2 separate regions of the Homo sapiens genome follow, and region 2 is linked to region 1. Evidence: chromatin contacts called from ENCODE Hi-C or POLR2A ChIA-PET data. All regions are on one chromosome and are shown on one strand. Each heading gives the region's core, a stretch centred on a gene start or an enhancer-like site at or near the end of the contact. The rest is flanking DNA. Distances are from core to core; before and after follow the strand shown.

Evidence for each region. Hi-C counts contacts between places; a loop is a spot of excess contacts on that map. ChIA-PET counts read pairs that join two places held with the same protein, here RNA polymerase II (POLR2A). Pooled maps may share reads with other maps.
Region 2: a loop to region 1 is called in a map of posterior vena cava, with 18 times the contacts of the local background. The contact joins two enhancer-like sites. A Hi-C loop is called at or near these places in 13 of 168 maps with a recorded cell type or tissue (CD14-positive monocyte, Caco-2, PC-3 and 10 more), 4 of 37 single-sample maps with no recorded cell type and 18 of 50 pooled maps. POLR2A ChIA-PET finds 5 or more read pairs at or near these places in 7 of 52 experiments (CD4-positive, alpha-beta T cell, GM12878, MCF 10A and 4 more).

Annotation. Positions count from the first base shown.
Region 1 is chr2:65,381,125-65,385,328 of GRCh38, forward strand. All of the region lies in intron 1 of SPRED2 (sprouty related EVH1 domain containing 2), which reads right to left. Among named protein-coding and RNA genes, the nearest start is that of SPRED2, 49 kb to the right of the region's middle. RefSeq lists enhancers at 1,875-2,004, 2,215-2,264. Within about 2 kb of position 1,847, at least 21 of the 41 ENCODE cell types and tissues checked have a DNase peak (open chromatin) inside an H3K27ac peak, as active enhancers do; they include OCI-LY7 and body of pancreas, where a contact is called at or near this core.
Region 2 is chr2:65,414,581-65,418,868 of GRCh38, forward strand. The region is part of intron 1 of SPRED2 (sprouty related EVH1 domain containing 2); the gene reads right to left. Among named protein-coding and RNA genes, the nearest start is that of SPRED2, 16 kb to the right of the region's middle. Within about 2 kb of position 2,516, at least 6 of the 41 ENCODE cell types and tissues checked have a DNase peak (open chromatin) inside an H3K27ac peak, as active enhancers do; they include OCI-LY7 and body of pancreas, where a contact is called at or near this core.

The DNA.
Region 1 (4,204 bases), core at 597-3,096:
TTCTTACCCCTTTGCTCATTTCCAAACCTCACCAAGTTAGCCCAGCAAAGCTCAGAGGCGCTCAGTGCTCCTCAACTCGTAGCTCAGCTGGTTTGGCAACCCAGAATTTAACCCTCCCTTGGTGTTGTGTCCCAGCCTGCACCAGCAGATGTCTTGATAATAGACAAATGCTCATGCAGAATGGAACGGTAACATACATGGGCTGGTCTAGGCAGTGCAGAATGACACCTTAACAGTTAAACACTCGGCAGCTCTAAAGCAGCATGGCCCAAGTTGTGTTCCCTGCCCACCAATTTCTAGCTTGGTCAACTTATTTCATCTCTCTAACCTGCAGTTTCTCTATCTGCAAAACAGGGAAACAAGAGTATCTCCTCTGGGGCATCTTGGGGTTTGTTATGCTAGTTAGCTGCACATAGCAAAAGGCACTTTGCATAGTACCTTCATACAGCAAGCCCTTAATACATGTTGACACCTATGGCAATTATTCCAGCAAAGGTTCAGTACATGACAGACAGCAGGGTGGGCAAAATGTGGCAAAAGCAGGGAGGTGCCTCGGTGCAGGGCCGCTCCACTGGCTGATGACAGAAGCCCTCAGCCCCGGTCCCTGAGCAGAGAGATCTCACCGTGTAATATCCTCTAGCAAATGGGAACTGTGCAATTCAACAGGTTCTGCCTGGACCTCTGAAGTCAACATGAGACTCCTCCTTGCAACAGGGAATTACTTGGGGGCTTTCAGACACCAGTGGAATTCCCCCCACCACACACACCTTTTTCCTAAAATGCCAGCTTGACATTAGGAGGTTGGTTGTGGGTCTGCACTTCTGTACTTCTCAAAGCAGGAGTTTCCTTGGTTTCACATCCACCTTGTGTTTTCCCAATATATGTCTGCGCTTGAGTAACCACTCCAAAGGGAGAAGGGAGGGGGAACTGGTCTAAAAGAGTGGCTTCCCAGTCTTTGCTGGGTGGTTTCTGAGATGGTCCTGCAGAGGAAGGGTTAAAAGGCAGCTACTGGAGCAGCCTGACCTGTGGGCAAAAGAACAATTTAAACAAGAAAATAAAATAAAACAATAGCCCCTCTGGACACCATCACCTCCACAGGTCCCATGTGGGACAGAAGGGAAGAGTTCTGCATTTAAAAAAAGATTTCCAGGAAGAAGGCTGGTCCAGGAAGAAGGCTACGAAGAAGAAGAAGAAAAAAAAGCCAGGGGGGGTGCTTTGGAAAGGATTTTTAGAAATTCTTGCTGCTGCTTATTAAATTATTAACTTTTTGCCTGGAAGCAGGCTGTCCCACACACTACCCTAGGCAGTCTAGGGTTAGGGCTGGGTAACCCCCCCTCAGCCAGACCACTAAGGAGAGGAGCCTCTGGGAATGTACTGGTTTCAAAGCCACAACTGGCAGCTGAACTCACAGCACAGACTAGCGGTACTGTCCCATAGAAATGGAAACTGAGCCACATACACAGTTTAAAATTTTCTAGTAGTCACATTTAAAGAGTAATTAAAAAGCAGGTGTCATTAATTATAACATAGTTGACACAAACCAAGATATCTAAAATATTTGTTTCCACAGTAACCAAAATAAAATAATCATTAATGAGATACTTCACATTCTTTTTTTTCTTTTTGTAATAAGGCTTCAAAATCCAATGTGTATTTTGCACTTTTAGTCAGTTCGTACAAGCCTCATTTCCAGGTTCAACAGCCCAGGTGGCAAGGACTACATACTTGACAGTGTGGGTCTAGAAGCCACGGTGTGGCGCAGTAATTCTCAGTGGAGTCACCTGGATCTCTAAGGGGGAGGGGTGCTGCCTTGCGGTGGTGTGTTTGAAAAATGTGGCATCCCAGCCCCACCTCGGAAGGCCTCAGTAAAAGGCAGCTGGCCTTTCTCCAAGTTCCGCTGCGGCACAAGCCGCCACCCACGCAGCCCGGTCACCACCGCCTCTCTGCAAGAGTCATACAAGAAGGCTTACGTTTTAAAAATACCACCGGCATGCTAGCTTGGCGTCTGTAAGCACAAAAAGTAGGAGAGCAAGGAAGGGCTCCAGAGGCAGGTGGACCGGGCCGATGAGTAAAGCGCCCACGCCTGCTTAACCATACTTGTCTATCAGGTCTGAACTCGGCCCAAGCTTCAACAGAGCTTTTCCCTCTTGCTCTGTGCTGTCATGAGCACCAAGTTCACTCTAGTTCCCTTGTCTGTGAGGCCGGGGCCCTGTTTCTAGTTGGAAGATGCTGTAAGAACAAGTGATGGTCCAATGAGGGGTATTTTGAGCTCTTCAAAGGAGCAGAATTTCTTTAGCTAATATCCCCTGTGGTATTCAACAGGGAATTTAAAATATCCTCAGATAGGGCCCTCTTCAGCTATTACTTTATGTCCTTAGAACTCTGGCCAGAAAGAAGCTACCTTTCACATGGAGGAGGGAGGCTGAGTGCCCATCAAAACCCACCAAAGGCCGCTCCCCACCGTTACGTGGGTTCCCTATGTTCTGAGATAAGGCTTTCTGGTTTGGCCCTACTTGCTGTGGTGCCTAATCGAAATCTCCCTAAGGAGAAGTCTGACACACGAGTATGGAAAAGTTCTCTTATCATTTGGAGAATATAATTTAGGGCTGGGTAGATAAACATGTACAGGAAATACTTCTATAGAGGTCTTGATCCTCTGAAGATTAATAACCCATGGAACTGGAGCCCAGCCTCAAACTCAGAGGAAATAGGCAAGTTATAAAAACAGGAAGAACGGGAAGTTTATTTTTGGATGAATATTTGTTCTAGTGAAGCTCTCGATACTGACAAAAACCTTGATCTGCAGGTCATTTGCTGTAGCTGAGCAGCTGCAGTGCATGTTTCTACAAGCTGTCCCACCAGAGATTTCCGGGTCTTTCTGGAAAGAGCCTTGCCCCACTCCTGCAAAACATCTGCCTCGCTGCCACTGGCTGAGGGACTTCTTTCTCCTGCATTCTTGATGTGCAGGATCTGCTCAGCTAGAAGCCTCAGCCACCTGCAACGGCCGCTCTCGGCCTCCTTCCCAGTGCCCAGAGCCGGCCTATCTCCACCAGGTGTGGGAACTGCAGCTCTCGGTGTCTATCCCAGCGTGGTGTTATCAGCCTCCCTCGGTGGACTGCTGGCCTCCCTGGTCTCACAGCCTCCAGTGCCCCTTTCTCCCAACCCTGTCAGCATACTTTCCATGGCTCCCTACTGCTTATGGAATAAAGTCAGATGTTCCCAAGCTTGACGGGCAAAGCTCTTCACAATCCAGCCAAATCTACTTTTACAGTCCCATCTCCATAGGCAGGACCAGCTGCATGATTTGCAGGGCCTGGTACAAAATGAAAATAATTTGTTATTTATTAACTAAATAATAATTAGTTCAAAACTTAGTAAGAATTTCAAGGCAGCAACAGCAGAGCATTAAACCAAGTGTGGGGCCCTTCTGAGAGCAAGCCGGTGTGGTAGCATAGGGTGCAGGCCCGTGAGGCCAGCCCCTTCCCCACACCTCCCTTAGACCGACCCCAGAAGGCAGATGCTACCCCCACGGAGAAAAGCCCTCCTTACCTCTTCCTCACTCCAGTGAAACTCATCCTTTCCCTCAAGGAAGACTTCAAGACAAGAAGATCGGTTTCCACCCTGTCAGGTCCCCATTCAGAGGCACTCTCTGGCCTTGATTTACAGTATGCTTATTCATTTGCCTGTCTCTCATGCACACCTCGATTCACCAAGAGTTCCAGGCTCCTTGTTCATTGCCTGTTCATTTCTGTGCCCTCCTCTCCACCTGTTCAGAACAAAACTTGACACACAGTAGATCTGCTATAAATTTCTATGGTATGTTCACTAGAAATTTTGCTTTCCACTTCTTCTTTTTTTTTTTTTTTGAGACGGACTCTTGCTCTGTCACCCAGGCTGGAGTGCAGTGGCGCCATCTCGGCTCACTGCAACCTCTGCCTCCCAGGTTCAAGCAATTCTCCTGTCTCAGCCTCCCTGAGTAGCTGGGACTACAGGCGCACCACCACACCTGGCTAATTTTTGTATTTTTAGTAGAGATGGGGTTTCACCATGTTTGCCAGGCTGGTCTCAAACTCCTGACCTCAGGTGATCCGCCTGCCTTGGCCTCCCAAAATGCTGTCATTGCAGGTGTGAGCCACCACGCCCGGCCTGCTTTCCACTTCTAATGAATACTTACAAAGCCTCTTATGACCTTGCTGACTGATTA
Region 2 (4,288 bases), core at 1,266-3,765, 34 kb after region 1:
AGACCCAGCTCTGCTGTTTGCTCTACTGCCAGGTCATTCAGACTTCTACAGCATTCTCAGAGGTTCCAACCCCTTGTCAAGATGCATTAGTACTATAGAAAGTAATGTACATGCTTGGTGAACTGCAGGAACCTTAAGGAGATGCAAGACTTTGGCCATTACTGGAGTAATCTCAAAGTTGATCTTCTTTAAATTTCTGTGAAGGGAGCTTTTGGGGCGGGACAGGGAGAACAGAGTTGCAGAGGGGACTAGGCAGGAATTGATTGGGAGCTAGAAATCTATAAATAAGGATGTAAAAGCCAGATAGTTGTGTCCAGGATTCCATTTTTCAGGAGGGAAGTGTTTCTCTGAGTCATTAGTTGACTCTATCCCGTTTAAAAAAATTTTTTTTTGTTTTGGTAGACACAGAGTCTTGCTATGTTGCCCAGGCTGGTCTTGAATTCCTGTTCTCCTGTCTTAGCTTCCCAAACTATTGGGATTACAGGTGTGAGCCATCACAACTAGCCTAAACAAAATGTTTTAATCATACTAAAATATACATAACATAAAACTTACCACTTTAACCATTTTTATACAATTCAGTGGCATTAAGTACATTCACGCTGTTGTGTAAGACTCTGTCCCATTTTTATGTATGCCCTTCACATTTTCTCCTAAGACATTAAAACAACTTTTGGGCCTTCCCCACATTTGCATGCAGTGCCACACTTGTGGGTGACAAGATACAATCTTAAAACCTGGCATCAGTCTTTGTTAGAGACATCTGTTTTAAGTCAATGTATTTTCATTTCTAGGTAAAAGCATATGATTTTATAGCTCTGCTTTCCTTTAAATTCAAGCAAATACCAATCCTATGTTAACAAAGTTTTGTTAAAAAAAAAAAAATTCAAATATAAGGAATTATTCCTGTTCCCTGCAAAGTAACTGGCCCCCACTCCACCAAAAAGGGGCAACATTTTAAAACACCTCTATATTTACTGCTTTAACCATTAAAATAGCTAAATTCATATCCTAAAGACATCTGTGTTACATCACCAAGGAAAATTTCTGAAAACATTAATAGACCTTTTAAAGTTTCAGCCGAACCTTTTAAAATAAAAATAAAAACCAGTTATAATTTTGGACTGCTGTAGGTGATTTTTTTTTTATTTTTTAATTTTTTTTATTCAAAGCGACTCTTTGGATCAACAATTAGAATTTATTTTTTATTGGCTCTTACAATTTGCTTCACATGTAACATCCATTTGGTATATGCCTCCCTGGGAGGTTATTGGTCATCTAATTTGAAATGAGAAAGAACAAAGGGCGAAAGAAAAGGAGCAACATTCCTCTCCTCAGCTCACTAATACGAATGTGTGTCACCTTTTAAATACCACCCAGTATGACAGATTAATCGGAATGAATTAATAGGCAGAAGAGAGAGAGGAGGATCTTTAAAAAGACTAAATGCTCCCTGGTCAATACTGCCCAGGTTGGTTGCAACCTTCTAGGTTTGATTTGGGTGTTGCCCCTTCTAAATCCCGGATTAGCTAAAGCATGTTAGAATCTCTTGGATTATTAAAATACCAACTCGGGAGGATGGGAGGATGGGGGTGACATTCAGATTCAATCGGTCTACGGATGAGAAAGGTTAAGATGGGAGAGATGAAGAGTGTTGTTTCTCCTTGGTGACATCCCCAAGCAACCTCAGATATGCTCTTCCTTGGGGCCTCTGGTTTTGTTGCTAAATTGTCCTTGTTGAGACAGTTGGGGGGGTGTATATTTCAGGCTGCATGCCAACCAACACACTGCCCAGGGACGGGATGGGAAATGAACCACACACATCTAGTTCTCCTGGTCACTGTTGTACTGCTCCATCCTGAACAAGAGAGTGTGGAAGAGTGGGTCTACAGGTAAGCCATTATAACCAAACTACCCTCACAGTTTAGCCTCACAAGGGATCCTTTATGCTAAGAAGAATGCCCAGCTGATGGGGATTAACAAGAAAAGCAGAGGGGAGGGGGGTCGCTGGAAGCCCAAGAGAAGGAAATTTTTTAAAAAATACAAGTTTCCTGTCCTACACAAGCAGTATGAATTTTGTTATCCCAACGGGAGTCCTGATGGTAAAATCTAGTTTCAAAGTAGGATGGGGAAATGGATCAAGCCTTACCATGGCAAAGCTGGGTGGGACCTCCTAGGCGTCTGTGGGACCTTGGGCTCTCCGGATACTGTGTCTTGGTTTGGGGACTATTTTCATTCTGTCTCAAGCCTAGGTTTGTAGATGCCCTTGGCCATGATACTTACTAGCTGTGTGATTCAGTACAGAGGACAAGCCCCACTTTATTCGGAGTTAACCTATGGTGCAGTGGCCTTAGAAAAACTTAAGAGTAAAAAGCTACCATAAAAAATGCTGGTTATATGTATGACCAGACGGTCAACTCCTCCTTCTTCTCTCTCTTTGCTATAACAGCACCTGTTGGCTTCTAAGTGCACAGAGTTCTCACAACAATGTGCCAAAACCGCCACCCTTCCCATCCTGGCACCCACCTCCCCCCACCCCAGGAGACCTGCATATCAGATATTACTTCCTGCTGTCTATGACCACACCACCTTGGCAGTTAACATCAAAAGCAAACACATGGGGAGAACAGAAGGCACTGGAGCAGCGGGGGAAGAACAAGCATAGGTAATGTTTCATAAACATTTTTCTGGTGCCCAGGTGCAAAAACCTTGGAACTTCACATGTATTTCAGCTGATCATCTAAGGACCCACCTTCTCTCTCCCAGGATAGTGAGCTGAAGGCCCTTCCCTGCCTCCACTCCCAGTGCTCCTGTACCTGGAACACAGACATGCGGAAACCAAAGCTTAAGACCCCTACCTACCATGTTCAGGAGAGCTACACAAGAAGAGCATCTGGGAAGCTCATCTACCTCCACCTCATGCAGGGTGTGACCAAGGCTAGCCATCTGTTCAATGCTGGTGGTTCAACATCTACCTGGGCCACCTTTATCTCAATTAATTTCCACCATCTTTTTCCTATCTCCTGAGGGTTCAGTAACTCAAAGCAGTTGTCATGAATGTTTAACACAGTACCCAAAACAGGCCTGGAACCAGATGATATCTCACTGATCTAGCCCAAACTAACTAGCTTTGTGACCCTGAGTTAGTCACTCAGCCTCTCCAGATTGCAAATTATGTGTAAAAAAGAGGGAGCTGAGCTCGTATTTTCCTAAGATCCTCTCTAGTTCTAAAAGGTTATGGTCAGATGGAAACCATTTTACTTCAGCGAGAAAGGGCAAAGCATTCACCACTTCACTGACGAGTGCTGTGAGAAGTAACAATACTGAAACCAAACAAAAACAAAACTTCACTTGGGTTAATTCTAGGCTGTATGTCTGATTTACAAAATAAGTTGGCTAATTTTGTTCTGAATTTCACAGCCCCCTTGACCATCTTCCCCAACAACTATCTCTTCACAATATATGTTTCTATATCCAGGCTCACTGCATTTAACTAAAGTCAGAGAGAAAAATCCAGCTGAGATCTGTCAGACAGAATTATTAGTGGTCTCCCTGACTCCAGCCTAGCCTGCACTCTCTAACTAATCTGTTTGATTCTACCAACATATCACTTCATCGTCTCTTTGTTTCAAAGCCTCAACCAGCTCTGTTCTACTCAAAGAACAAAAGTCCAAATACGTGCTTTGTCAGCCTGGCTGGTACTCAATATCCTCCCAAATTTAGCCTCACCTGACTTGACTGGCTTTCTCTGAGCTCCCCCAGCATAAACTCAGACATGGAGTGTCCCTATCTGTGGAAGAAACCTTTGGACATGAGATGTCTCCTCTCCACCTTGCTGACCTGTCTCCTCCCCTAAATACTACCATCATCCTTTTCTGAGTCCTCAAAGACTCAAGACTCACCTTGTCGGAAGTGAACTCTCCCCTGGCTGGTGCAGTGATAAATATTTCTTTCTTTCTTTCCTTTTTCTTTCTTTCTTTTTTCTTTTTTTTTGACAGGGTCTCACTTTGTTGCCCGGGCTGGAGCATACTGGCACGACCTTGGCTCACTGCAACCTCCGTCTCCTGGGTTTAAGTCATTCTCATGTCTCAGCCTCCCAAGTAGCTGGGACTACACATGCACGCCACCACGCCCAGCTAAGTTTTTGTATTTTTAGTAGAGATGGGATTTCACCATATTGGCCAGGCTGGTCTCAAACTCCTGACCTGAAGTGATCTGCCCACCTCAGCCTCCCAAAGTGCTGGGATTACAGGTATGAGCCACCGCACCTGGCCTTTAATTTCTTATC